2 separate regions of the Homo sapiens genome follow, and region 1 is linked to region 2. Evidence: read pairs that join two places in POLR2A ChIA-PET (ENCODE). Cell type or tissue: Caco-2. All regions are shown on one strand. Region 1 overlaps LRBA (LPS responsive beige-like anchor protein). Region 2 overlaps LRBA (LPS responsive beige-like anchor protein).

Region 1 (2,500 bases), 73 kb after region 2:
CCTGTTTCTGGATGGGAATATTAAATCAGTTCAAGTTGTTAACTTTTCACAAATTAATCTATAAATTCAGCACATTACCATTAAAATTCCAATATGATTTTTTTCTGAAACTTATAGTGATTCTAATTTCTATCTGGGAATTAAATATATGAAAAAAGTGAAGGGAAATTCTATACAAAAAGAATACTAGAATCATTAAACAAATGGTATAACATAATTATTAAAACTGTATGGTACTAGACAGAAAATAATCTAATTAAAATAAAAGGTTGGTACAAATAACTTCAATATAGGATTAGAGTGTCATCACAAGCATTAAATGGAGCTATGAAATTTTCATTTTAAAAAATTAAGACTGAATCCTTATCTTACAAAATATGCCAAAATAAATTCTAGATAACTTAAAATATCAAAAGTTAAATTAGAAGCCACAAATATAAGAAATTCTCAAAGAGTACAAAACTCATTAAGCTGTAGAAATAAAAAGTGGTACAGAAATAAAGTATTTTCAATTTGGTGAAAAAAATGTTTAGGAAGACATGAACAGTCAATTCACAAAAAAAAAATCCAAATGACACTTGCAAAAAAAAAATACTAAATGAATTTAACTTTGTTTGAAATTATTAATGCTCAAAGTAGGTGAGAACAAGATTAAACAGATACTTTCATACACTCCTGTTGAAATATTTCCAGAAAGCAATATGGTAATACTAACTAAACATATAATTGTGTTAAGTCAAGACAATCTTTTATTAAATGTGAGGAATAACAATCAGCAGCAGATGCCAATGATTAAGAAAAATTAAGAGGAAAAATTCAAAACTGAGAAAATTAATTCCATGAACTTCAACCTGTAAATTTGGTAAAGATAATTTTTAATCAATTTTAGCAGTAGAAAGGTCTGGTCCAGGTCCAAGAACACCAGTATTCTCAGGAAGATAATTTAAAAGAATCCACACAGAAGAATGTAAAATTAAGGAGTGACAGAATCTTCAGACACAAGAAAACCTTCTTGTGGAAAAGAATTGCAGTGATTCAGAAAAGTAGCAGAAAAAAACAAAAATCTCTAAGGCCATACAAAACTAGTAATTCCATAATTATATAATGATTATAACTTCAAAATAACTTTTTAGTGAAAGGAAAGCTCAAAGAGAAAATATTTTATGAAAATCATCTAGATACAACAATAAAAAAGACAAACTCTTCAACAGTATTTTCTAGAAGACAGAAACTAAACCTTGTCCACTGAATACAATAAAGTACTTCTTACAACACCCACATACAATTGTACATCATTTCATATAAGGGAAACCAACCAATAAATCTGAAACAATTTACTGCCAAGAAGATAATGTCTGGAGAGAGTTTTAATAGTGTGAAATTTTCTTCTAACAATTACATATCCTCCATGCGATCTAAATTGGTCAAAAACCTCGTTACAACTAACATAAGAGACCTTACCTTCATCTTAATATTACTTACATCAATCATTCCTATAAGTAACCACCCTTTCAAGAAGCTATAGATTTTTGAAAGTAATTTCCAAAAAAAGCCCCAAATATTTCACCAGCTTTTAAACTGAGATTATAATGGTGAGAGCAATATCCAGACAGGTGTTTTAAATATTCCTCCATTGCTTTAAATACTATAAAATATGCCTTTCAAGGAGAAATTGATGGCAGAAATTTGTACATACAAATGTGTGGCATATTTGATATACTATATGTATGCATATCTATTATACCTAAAAAACATGCACAGGGTCTACAGTATGTCATGTTAACCCTTTCTAATAGTTATTTGAAGCTGATCAACCTTCAAAACACAAATTTGTTTCCAATGACAGGGATCATAATCCAGGTACAGGCATTGGCTAGTTATTATCTGAGCTGTAGTAATGGCTCTGCACTACAAAATGTAATCTTCCCAAATGTCACAGTAAGTTATGAATATCTGAGCAGCCTAATGCACTTTACTAGCCATGAAATGTGAAAATGTAATCTTATTACCTTTTTTATGGTTGTATTTTTTTGAATAATGTAGCATGGAAACTGATGTATAGTCTTTTTCTACATTTTAGCATGATTTGGTCTCCTTTGCTATATAGAACATTTTTCAAAACTCTCCATTTCAACATATTTTAGTCTTGGCCTGAACTTCATAAACAATTTTTATAGCAGCCTTCAGGGTGGCATAACATGCTTTCTATAGGTTATACTTTAATGCATAAGGTTATAGAAATTTTAAAGCAACTTATTCGAAGAATTCAAATAAACCTTTATAAGTTTTGTATGAGGACTTTAATTGAGCATGATTATTTTTCTTCTCAATAGTGATACTAATAAAATACTTTAAGCTGACATTAGTCACTAATCTAAATTACCTGTATATTCGGAAAATCTAAAGACCAAACATGGAGATCAAAAATAATTATCTTCTCTTCAAAAGATTAATACAACTGGAATACTGTGTGACTCACAGAAAATTCAAATACTTCAAA
Region 2 (2,500 bases):
TTACACTGTTGGTGGGACTGTAAACTAGTTCAACCATTGTGGAAGACAGTGTGGCAATTCCTCAAGGTTCTAGAACTAGAAATACCATTTGACCCAGCCATCCCATTACTGGGTATATACCCAAAGGATTATAAATCATGCTGTTATAAAGCACATGCACACGTATGTTTATTGCAGCACTATTCACAATAGCAAACACTTGCAGCCAACCCAAATGTCCAACAATGATAGACTGGATTAAGAAAATGTGGCACATGCACACCATGGAATACTATGCAGCCATAAAAAAGGATGAGTTCATGTCCTTTGTAGGGACATGGATGAAACTGGAAACCATCATTCTCAGCAAACTATCACAAGGACAGAAAACCAAACACTGCATGTTCTCACTCATAGGTGGGAATTGAACAATGAGAACACTTGGACACAGGAAAGGGAACATCACACACTGGGGCCTGTCATGGGGTGGGGGAGAGGGAAGGGTAGCATTAGGAGATATACCTAATGTAAATGACAAGTTAATGGGTGCAGCACACCAACATGGCACAGGTATACATATGTAACAAACCTGCACGTTGTGTACATGTACCCTAGAACTTAAAGTATAATTTAAAAAAAAAAAAAAAAGTCCAGGTGCAGTCACGCACGCCTGTAATCCTAACACTTTAGGAGGTGGAGGTGGGTGGATCCCCTGAGCTCCGGAATTCAAGACTAGCCTGGGCAACGTGGTGAAACCCTGTCTCTACTAAAAATACAAAAAAATTAGCTGAGTGTGGAGGTGCACACCTGTTGTCCCAGCTACTCGCCAGGCTGAGGCAGGAGAATCGCTTGAACCCAGGAGGTGGAGGTTTCAGTGAGCCAAGATTGCACCACTGCATTCCAGCCAGGGTGACAGAGCAAGACTCTGTCTCATTTAAAAAAGACACACACACACACACACACACATTCTAACCGGGTGTGTGGCTCATGCTTATAATCCCAGCACTTTCAGAGGCCCAGGCGGGGGGCCACTTGAGTCCAGGAGTTGAAGACCAGCCTGAGCAACACAGTAAGACCTCGTCTCTACAAAAAAACTAAAAAAGTAGCCAGGTGTGGTAGCACAAGTCTGTAGTCCCAGCTACTCAGGAGGTTGAGGTGAGAGGATCACTTGAGCCCAGGAGTTTGAAGTTGCAGTGAGCTATGAGCACACCACTACACTTCACCTGTCTCAAAAAATATTTTTTTTCCTTTCTCTATATCCTTATTCTAAAAGCTTTTTTCTCTTTTTAAAATTATATATTTTTCAAACTTTTTTGTTAGAAACTAAGACACAAGCCAGTCCCGGTGGCTCACCCCTGTAATCCCAGCACTTTGGGAGGCTGAGTCAGGCAGATCACCTGAGGTCAGGAGTTCGAGACCAGCCTGGCCAATATGGCGAAACACCGTCTCTACTAAAAATACAAAAATTAGCCAGTTGCAGTGGCAGGCAACTGTAATCCCAGATACTCGGGAGGCTGAGGCATAACAATCATTTGAGCCTGGGAGGCGGAGTTTACAGTGAGCCAAGATTGCGCCACTGCACTCTAGCCTGGGTGACAGGGAGACTCTTTTTCCTGAGCTTACACAGCTAATAATTACTATAAATCAGGATTCACACCCTGTCTCCAAAGTCCACATTCTTTCATTACTTACACAAACGGATTTGAAAACTGGATATAAATACTTAGTCATAAATGCTCACAAGCTCAAAACACCTGAGATATCACCTAATCCAACTCCTTTATTTTGTATATAGGGAACTCAAAAAGACTAATCTATTCATCCTAAATATCCTATTATTTTCTAAGATAGCAGTTCTCAAACTTTTTGGTCTCATGACACTTTATTTATTTATTTATTTATTTTATTTTTTGAGACAGAGTCTCGCTCTGTTGCAGGCTGGAGTGCAGTGGTACGATCTCGGCTCACTGCAACTCCACCTCCTGGGTTCAAGCGATTCTTCTGTCTCACCCTCACAAGTAGCTGGGACTACAGGCACTCACCACCACGCCCAGCTAATTTTTGTATTTTTAGTAGAGACAGGGTTTCACCATGTTGGCCAGGATGATCTCAATCTCTTGGCCTCATGATCCACCCACCTCAACCTCCCAAAGTGCTGGGATTACAGGCGTGAGCCACCGTGCCCGGGCAACACTTTACATTCTTAAAAAGTATTAAGGTCCCCAAAGACTCTTTATCTATGTGGATTATATCTACTACTGCTTATTATATTAGGAATTAAAACTGAGACCTTTTAGAACTATTAACCCACTTAAAAATAATAAACTCAATATATAATATAAATAACATTTTTTGAAAATGATTATTTTTCAAAACCAAACAATAACAAGAAGAGTGCCATTATTTCATATTTTTGTCAATCTCTTTAAAGTTTGGCTTCATAGAAGACAACTGCATTCTCATATTTGCTTTTGCATTCAATCTGTTGCATATATTGGTTTGGCTGAAGTATATAAAGAAA

The links. ChIA-PET counts read pairs that join two places held together with the same protein. Peaks named below come from ENCODE experiments on the same cell type or tissue, not always from the same donor. Only the 100,000 strongest peaks of a DNase experiment are listed, where the experiment ranks them.
Region 1: POLR2A ChIA-PET joins it to region 2 with 5 read pairs; 3 of 35 experiments call an interaction of 5 or more read pairs at or near these places.

The regions. Positions count from the first base shown.
Region 1 is chr4:150,935,494-150,937,993 of GRCh38, forward strand. All of the region lies in intron 2 of LRBA (LPS responsive beige-like anchor protein), which reads right to left. Among named protein-coding and RNA genes, the nearest start is that of LRBA, 79 kb to the right of the region's middle. In Caco-2, no CTCF peak of the experiment used is centred here; no DNase peak of the experiment used is centred here.
Region 2 is chr4:150,862,068-150,864,567 of GRCh38, forward strand. The region is part of intron 22 of LRBA (LPS responsive beige-like anchor protein); the gene reads right to left. Among named protein-coding and RNA genes, the nearest start is that of LRBA, 150 kb to the right of the region's middle. In Caco-2, no CTCF peak of the experiment used is centred here; a DNase peak (open chromatin) is centred at 1,534.